Linked DNA regions of Homo sapiens: region 2 is linked to region 1. The links are chromatin contacts, found by Hi-C or POLR2A ChIA-PET in ENCODE. All regions are on one chromosome and are shown on one strand. Each heading gives the region's core, a stretch centred on a gene start or an enhancer-like site at or near the end of the contact. The rest is flanking DNA. Distances are from core to core; before and after follow the strand shown.

The links. A loop is a pair of places that touch in the nucleus more often than their neighbours do. ChIA-PET counts read pairs that join two places held with the same protein, here RNA polymerase II (POLR2A). Pooled maps may share reads with other maps.
Region 2: a pooled map shows a loop between it and region 1 (2.3-fold over the local background). The contact joins two enhancer-like sites. A Hi-C loop is called at or near these places in 1 of 168 maps with a recorded cell type or tissue (IMR-90) and 2 of 50 pooled maps. POLR2A ChIA-PET finds 5 or more read pairs at or near these places in 1 of 52 experiments (activated CD4-positive, alpha-beta T cell).

What each region holds. Positions count from the first base shown.
Region 1 is chr3:107,062,688-107,067,265 of GRCh38, reverse strand. No RefSeq gene overlaps it. Among named protein-coding and RNA genes, the nearest start is that of LINC00882, 180 kb to the left of the region's middle. Within about 2 kb of position 1,890, at least 5 of the 41 ENCODE cell types and tissues checked have a DNase peak (open chromatin) inside an H3K27ac peak, as active enhancers do.
Region 2 is chr3:106,742,623-106,747,200 of GRCh38, reverse strand. It overlaps LOC105374029 (a long non-coding RNA gene), which reads left to right. Exons shown (of 4, transcript XR_001740467.2): 1 at 1-365. Among named protein-coding and RNA genes, the nearest start is that of LINC00882, 500 kb to the left of the region's middle. Within about 2 kb of position 1,785, at least 2 of the 41 ENCODE cell types and tissues checked have a DNase peak (open chromatin) inside an H3K27ac peak, as active enhancers do.

The DNA of each region.
Region 1 (4,578 bases), core at 641-3,140:
CCAAACACAGTGTGCTTGCCCAACACTTCCACCCACATGGACCCTCAATATATGAAGTCTGATCCTTGAAATCAATGTCACTCTTTCCAGATTTGGTTCTTCAGCTTAGTCTGAGTCTATATTCTTTTGTTTTTCCTTTTATACACTCTGGGAAAGAGTGTTGTCTGATATGATGCGATTTCGACATTTTAAGGGCTTTTTCTAAAGGGCTTATTTTATCTTTTGTTCCAATCCTGTGCCAAATCATAGGATTTCATTGATTTAGTGGTGAATAGTTAGGATTTCATGATTGCAATCATGTTTATTTTAGAAATGGAAAATTGAGTAAGGCAGAAATCATCTATTCAATGCAATCATATTTTTTAATATTTAAAAATGCTACATAGGTGTGCATATAATACAGGATTGGGAATTGGAAAGTTAGGTTCTGGTTTCTGCTTTGCTATTGCAAAAAAAACAAAACAAAACAAAACTTAATCTTTGGACTTCTGTTTCATCATAAGTTAAAGAATTAGGTGGCTCTAAATGATTTTCATATAATAACCCAGTTTAAACAATTTTGTGAAGAGTCTTAACACTATGCTACATGTGAAACAGAGCAACACGGCAGTAATAATATCTCTAAAGTGCATTTTAAAGACTTTTATCTATGGCCGGGCACGGTGGCTCACGCCTGTAATCCCAGCACTTTGGGAGGCCGAGGCGGGTGGATCATCTGAGGTCAGGAGTTCAAGACCATTCTGGCCAACATGGTGCAACCCTGTCTCTACAAAAATACAAAAATTAGCCAGGCGTGGTGGCGGACGCCTGTTAACCCAGCTACTTGGGAGGCTAAGGCAAGAGAATCACTTGAACCTAGGAGGCGGAGGTTGCAGTGAGCTGAGATCACGCCTTTGCACTCCAGCCTGGGTGACAAGAGTGAGACTCCATCTCAAAAAAAAAAAAGACTTTATCTAACTTCACGTTTTCTTACTAGTGATTTTTTTCATCTTCTGACTTGCTGCAAGAGGGTATTTCCCTAGTTTCAATGGTTTTGAAGTTAATTTGTTCAGCTTCTGCTTAGTGGATATTTATGAGAGGTAATACTTGCCTTTAATTTCTTTTCAGCTTTTCTACTGCTGTCTTTTTCTTATTACTTCTTTTTAAGTTAGCTCCGACTTTGCTATTTTTAGAGAGAAGCAATAAGGATGGCACAGTGGTTACAAGAGGTTAGAAACAATTGAGATGAGAATCCTATTTTTGTTGATATAATTTATATGCAATTCGTAGCTTCAAAATGAAACACTGACATGGTCATCTTTTTAAAACTAAAAAATGATATAAAATTCCTAGTGCATGTGTTTTAAAAAATTCTTTCATAGTGAACAAATCATGCAAGATATTAATTTTTTTTCCCTAAAAGACTATTCTAAAGTCTCCCTGAACATGTCACTTCAAAATGTAAACAAAGAAACAAAACTGTCATCTATTGGAGTTGGGTGTGATTTTTGTCTTTTGTCTTCTCTGTCACACTAGTTTTCAGTTCTTTGCTGTCATGTGGCCCACTTTTCAAAGATGCAATTATGTGGATTTCAGGGGGCCGTCAGCTTGCCTTCCCCAGTTGCTCTGGGCCAGCTCTGGTCTCCAGATACCTCTGATGGAGGCGAGTCCCAAAGTTGATAACTAGGAAGAGACTGTGTATGCCAGGGACGGATGACAAGATGTGCTGAGCCTTGGGGAGACGCGGCAGGATGTTACTAATGAAAGAGGGCCCTGCTGCCGAGGGAGGGGAAGGAAGCAGATGTGAGGGCAAGATTCAGGTGACAACCTCAGCGTTCCAGAGATACAGGATGTTATGGAGGAGGGAGAAAAGCAAGTTGGCATTTGGCAGAATGCACAGAGGCGAGACTCGAGAGTGGGCGGTGGAAGCTGAGGCTTTCAAAGATTTCTGACCTTCTGCCTGCCAACTTGGAATTAGATTTCTTGATGGAGGGGGAGAATGGGGGAAGGGGGTAGAAAAGGCAGATGCCAAGAGAGATTACTGATTTGGCAACCAGACAAAAGGATGCTGTGGCTGGCACCTGCAGCAGAGAAGGGCAGAACGGTGTAGCCAGTAGGTCTAAGGCAATGGGCTGAGTGCCAGAGTTTGAGCTGCTACAGAGCGGCCTGAGATGGCCTCTTTTTTAGACACGAGAAAATAGTCTGTAGAGAAATAAAATTTAAAAATGAGAAATTTAATATCTTTGGATAGATTTTTAGGATTGGCATTTACAAGCGTATTCAGTTGCCTTTCTCCTGTCTGAGGAGCATAACCTTTTGTGGTCAGATTGATGATGCTCTTTAAAAAAAAATCCCAGCAATATTGTTACATTTCCAATTCCAAAACCAAAGTGGTGGGATTTGACTATAGGTTTCCTCATTTCCCCAGCAGTGAATACGAAGTGACTTTTCCATGTCCCAAATGTTGACCCAGAACAATATCATTCCCTGTGAGACAGGAGTAACTGATTACATTAGAATACAATTTTGTTGCCACAGAAATCAGGAAACTTTAAATTTAGCAGCTTCCTTCTAGGGTTTTTTGCTCTGGGCTCTCAGCAAGCGTTTGCGTTTCTACGTCCTATATCACCGTGCACCACTAGATGTCACTGTTACTCGGGTCTTTGGGTAACAGACTCAACAATATGCCTGACCTTTTGTGCCTGGGGAAAAACAATCTTCAGAAGGGGAGGATAATACTGTCTGTGTGGATTTAAATAAGACCTCTTTACCTGGCATTTTTATCGAAAAACAGATACTCCATATGTTGTGTTGATTGCTGTTTCCCTTTCTGTTTTTGAAAGGGAGAGACTGAATTAAATGCGTTTCTTCCCACAAATGTACCTTACCATTTCTCCTTATTCTCAATTCTCCCTTAAAAATGTAGCTTTTAGCTCCATAATATAAGAAATATTTGTTAGAAAATTAGGAAAATCATCATTCTATGGGTATTTAGAATCTATATATGGACTGCAAATGTTTCTTCCCTAATCTCTTCCTAACCTTAGAGAACTTCAAAATGCATTGTCTCATTTCCTAAGGAAAAATGTTGTAACTCTAACTAGGAAAAGAATCCTGTGAGAGCACAGCAAGTCAGCGTTAAGAATTGAATTTTCATGACTACCCTCGGATACATCCTTGAACCTAAGGGACAAATGTTGCCGTGAGTTTCAGGTTGTTTAAATGGTGGTGTTAGACACACAAATCATTCATTTTCCTGCTAAATTTCCTTTTCTTTTATTGAATATTGGATACAGGTATGTCTTTTAAGATGTGGCCATTGATTCATATATACCAGAGCATTATTTAAACATGAAATTAAATAAGATAATTAAATAACAATGCATTTATAAAGCGTTCTTGAAAATAGATTAATTATTTAGAGCATTTGAGTGAAAAGTCTCAATACGATTTCACTATAGCAAATGATAGCCATTAATAAGTCATAACAGGATAATAACATAAAACAAAAAATGAAAACCTTACAAAATATATCTTAAAAAGCGAAGTAGGGCTTTACTTTGAGTTGAGTTCGTGGTACAAAATGAATCAATTTGTTCTTTTTGGAACTTTATCTCCAACCGTGTAATATTTGTGTCTTTAACTGTTGGCTGCTTCTAACAGTTACTGAGCCAATTGACCTCCAAACTAGGACTACATCAATCTGTTTTCTCTCTAGCTGCGATGCCACAGTATTTATAGGTTATTCTGCACTGGAATTTTACCCCCTGGAGATAACTTGTAGCTATGGGCCAATGCCAACTCATTCTGACTCAGGTGGGGATAATAGTCCTTAAGATGAAGTTGCCATGGACTTTAACAATGTTTGGGGTCTTATTCTCTCTGCTCCTGTTCGCAACTCCTCACACTTTTTCCCCTCCCCTCTCTTCCTCTTCCCTTCAATTCTCTGTTCTGTATTCTTCTCTATCTCTTTCTTTTTCCTCCTGCCCTTTCTGTGTTTTCCTTCCATATGTGTGACCCTTAGATTTGTTGTAGAACTATATTGGAGATCGAATTATGATCACTTCTATATTAGTTTCCAGTGGTTTCTGTAACAAATAATCCAAATTTGGTGGCTTAAAGCAACAGGCATTTATTATTTTTTAGTTCTGGAGGTCAGAATTCTGAAACCCATTTCCTGGGCTGAAGTTAAGATATCTTAATTTCAGAGCTGTCCTCCCTATGAAGGCTCTAAGTGTATCTGTTTCCTCGCCTTTTCCAACTTTTAGAATTGCATTCCTTGCATTCTTTTGCTCCCCACCCCATCCTTCAAAGCCAGCACTGTAGCATCTTCAAATCTCCCTCTCTGCTGAGGCCATGACATTGTCTTCTCTCTTTTGTGTCAAATCTCCTTCTGCCTCCCTCTTGGGACACTTTTGAGCATATTTAGGGCCCACCTTGATAACCCAAGTTAATGTTTCCATTTCAAGATCCTTAATCACATCGGTAAAGCCTTTTTTTTTTTTTTAATATAAAGTAACACTACGAGTTCCAGGGATTAGGACCTGGATATATTTGGGGGCCATTATTCAGTCTCCCACAGCTTTTTAGCTGTGTGGT
Region 2 (4,578 bases), core at 536-3,035, 320 kb after region 1:
GTTTGTTATGTAATGAAGATGATTAACTTTCTGGCTTGCTGAGTAAAATGGTACTCATAATAGAATCAAAACCTTTCCTGAAGGTAAGACATGCTATATTTATTGCTTCCTCCTTGTCTATAAGCCAGAACATTCTCTCACTATTGTAATACAAGCTAATAAGAGCCAAATAAATCTCTGATCCTTTGGCTCACTCTGCCATTAAACACAAGCCATTGTAAAGTCATGAAAATTACCTGAGAAGGATGTGGAAAAACTGTTTTTTTCAGAAAAGACCAACCACAGTGATTAAAGGGATGAAAAAGATGACCTGCTTGAAAACTCTAAAGAACCCAGTATTATTTGAAAGAAGAGGAAGCTGAATGGTAACTTAATAACTATCTTCAGATTTCAACAGGACTACTACTTCTGTTTTATCCATTTCTATAGAGTTTGAAACTACTAAGGAATTATTCTGAAATCTTTCTGTAACTAGCATATTTGACTCATTTTATACTAATTATTATAACTTTTTTCCATTTAAAAAGTCTGAACTTGTATTTGGCATTCTTCCATTTGAAAGAATAAGTATTAGGAAGAGATAATCAAATAGTATTACTCTCTTTTTCTTCTTCTTATATATGAAAAGATGGTATTGTTTTTCTTGGCATAAACAACCTTTGACTTGTTCTTGCCATTTATCAGACTCAAAAATCTGTGGATTGAAGTCTTCTGTTACTTAGCTCCAGCTATGCTGTGAGTTATTATTGCCAAGCCTTAATAATATTGACAAAAAAGGGGGAAATAAACATGTTAGAAGTTAAATTGCATTCCTTGTTACTTTATAAACTGAAATAACAAGACTTGGAGTCATTATCTTGTAGATTTCTGGATAAAATTAATATGTAGGGCCTTTAACTTGTTTTGAATCTCTTAATGAACATTTTCTATGTGAGAAGTATTGTTTAGTGCTAGGTTTTTGGGTAAAAGAGAAAAAAAGAGAAAGAGTAAGACAGGATATCAGAGCTCAAGATGCTTCTAATCTGGTGGTAAAGATAATTTAATGAATTAGAGGTCGGTAAGCAACACCTAATCATATACATGTGTAGTACCTCAAGGGAAACACAAATCCTGCTTGGGCAAGAACACTGAGATAGATGTCTAAACAGGATTTCTTGTTTTTAACTCTCAAGTTTCACAATAACATAGCTCAGTTCGTTTTAGTGCCCCCGTCTACTCTCAAACTCCATCCCCGACATATTTTCATCAGACTATTCTTTCTTTCTCTTTGTTGAGTTGGTTTTTGCTTTGTTGTTCTTATATCTGAGTTTCTCCTTACTTATAAATTTTTTTTACAACTTTTCACCTGCCAAAGCCTCAATTTTATCTCGTTTCTGCTAATTGCATTCTTTTATTTCCTGCTTTTATGAGCCACTCTCCTATAAAATTTCTCAATTTAAATTCCAGAGAAGGAACTTCTGATTATCCCCACTTAGCTTCATACCGTATTATGTCATAGGTCCCAAGCCAATGCTTGGGTCAGAAGCCAATATGCATTCAATTTAGACTTACTCATTATGGCTTCTCCTGCAACAGGAACTGTGGTCCTGGCAGTTTCCTCTGGAATGAGATAAGGCATAGCAAGTATCGTAATGTGCTGTTAAATTTTGAAGAAAGTATGGAATTTGAAAAATTGAAAAGAAAAAGATAAGGATTGAAGGAACATTTGGAGACAACCCAGATATGCTGATGAACACAGTGAGGATAGGGCTTGGAGAGATCTACTTTATCTAGGGAGAAAGCATGCTCAGTAGTGGAAACACTTCTGGTTAGGCAGGGTGAGAACAGGAACTAGCAGCTCTCTAAAGCAAGCCAAGACTTTAGACTGATTGTTCTTGAGTCCATAACTTAACAAACAATAGTTAAGGGAATTTAGTTGTCCTATGTGCCTATTAAATAACTGGATAGGGGTTTTAAAATCATTTTTTAAAAAAGCAATTAAAAATACCTTTCATTTTGATTAGTAAGGGAATTTTTTAAAGAGAAACTCAGGACATATTTGACTGTAGGAAGAGATTATACTCCTTTCACTTAGAAAAATACATAACACTGGAGGAGCTAGATGTGATAAACCAGGAAATAGAAAAAGTGCCATTGTAAGTATAGACAGATATCGGGGGAAATTCAGCCAGATATTGGGCAAAATTCACCCCCGATATTTCATGTAGGTTCTTTTCTATTTTCCCTAAGCATCAGCCGGTTTGAGAAATAAAGGGACAGAGTATAACAGAGAGAAATTTTAAAGCCAGGTGTCTGGGGGAGACATCACATGTTAGTAGGTTCCGTGATGCCCCACAAGCTGTAAAACCAGCAAGTTTTCATTAGGGATTTTCAAAAGAGGAGAGAGTGTACGAATAGGGTGTGGGTCACAGAGATCACGTACTTCACAAGGTAATAGAATATCACAAGGCAAATGGAGGCAGGGCGAGATCACAGGACCACAGGACCGGGGCGAAATTAAAATTGCTAAGGAACTTTCAGGCACCATTGTCATTGATAACATCTGTCAGGAGACAGGGTTTGAGAGCAACCGGTCTGACCAAAACTTATTAGGCGGGAATTTCCTCGTCCTAATAAGCCTGGGAGCGCTATGGGAGACTGGGGCTTATTTCATCCCTACAGCTCGACCATAGAAGATGGCCACACCCAAGGGGGCCATTTTAGAGGCCCACCCTCAGGGGCGCATTCTCTTTCTCAGGGATGTTCCTTGCTGATAAAAAGAATTCAGTAATATTTCTCCCATTTGTTTCTGAAAGGAGAAATATGGCTTTGTTCCACCCGGCTCACTGGCGGTCAGAATTTAAGGTTATCTCTCTTATTCCCTGAACATTGCTGTTATCCTGTTCTTTTTTCAAGGTGCCCAGATTTCATATTGTCCAAACACACATGCTCTACAATTTGTGCAGTTAACGCAATTATCACAGGGTCCTGAGGCGACATATATCCTCCTCAGCTGACAGGATTAAGAGATTAAAGTAAAGACAGCCATAGGAAATCATAAGGGTATTGATTGGGGAAGTGATAAGTGTCCATGAAATCTTCACAATTTATGTTTAGAGATTGCAGTAAAGACAGACATAAGAAATTATAAAAGTATTAATTTGGGGAACTAATAAATGTCCATGAAATCTTCACAATCCATGTTCTTCTGCCATGGCTTCAGCTGGTCCCTCCATTCGGGGTCCCTGACTTCCCGCAACAGACAGAGATATTTATATTTCAGCCTGACCCTAATCCTAACCCAAATTCTAATTCTAAAAGAGATCACATTTAAAATATATCTTTATTTTGGAAGAATTGCAAAGCTAAACTTTTCTAAAATCCTAGTCTTTAGCGAGACAATGTTATTTTGAGTTAAGTCAAAAATTTTGCACACACACATGCACACATGCATGCTGTGGCTGTCTTGTGGCTTTTCCTTGAAATGGGTATGTGATTATATTATTTTCCCCCTCCCTTTAGAAAGACATAACACATGTCATTGGTCATTATTTTGCCACATGGTGACCCTAGTTTAAAGTTTTGTTCTATGTTCATGTTAAAGGAGAAAAAATGATAAATGACAATGTAATCAAGAAATTGAATATAAACTTGCCGATTCGTCTAATTACAGAGTTTAGTGCTGTGGGTTCCAATTTGTCTCTTCCTAGACAGTTGCTTTGTATCCATGAATGAATGAATTCGTAGTATTGAAAACCTGCTCCCAGTGCTATGTAATTTATCAAATAATATGTGTGAGTATAAGATATAACTGCTGCCCACAAAAACTCATAATTTATTTGAGGACACAAAACTCATATACATAAAATAATTCATGAATGAGACATATTCACATGTTATATGCAGGCAGGTCCTGCTTTTACTGTGCTTGTGGAAATCCAATTTTAAAATATATTATTTTAAGATAAATTCTCACCTGGGAGTATGTTGTATTCTAACACTATTATCTTTGTCTTTTGGGGCATATTTGGCTTACATACAAGTCAAAGAATACTAGTTTAAAAAGTTGTTAAATTCAAATTTACCCAACATATATTATCTATTATATGTTATGCATTCTTTTTTATATGTTATCACAAACTACAATTTCAGCACTGTCCATGTTCTTCGTTTTTTAGATAAGAAATGGCTCGGAAAAGTTAGGTAATATGGCCAAATTTACACATCTACTAAGTGTCAATGCTGAGATGTGAAAGTCAGTTTTTCTCAGTCAAACTTTAAGAGTCTCCTTACTGTCTATGTGAATGTTTGTGTCCCCTCAAAATTTGTATGTTGAGACACAATCCCCAATGCAATGATGTTAAGAGGTGAGGTTAGGAGGTGATTAGATCAGGAGGGTGGAGCTCTCATGAGTGGGATTATTGCTGTTATAAAAGAGGCCTGAGGGAGCTTGTTCACCCCTTCTTCCATCTGAGGACACATAGAAGGTGCCATACATGAGGAACAGGCCCTCACCAGAGACTGAATCTGATGGGGCCTTGATCTTGGACTTCCCAGCTTCCAGAAGTGCGGGCAATAAATTTCTGTTTATAGATTATC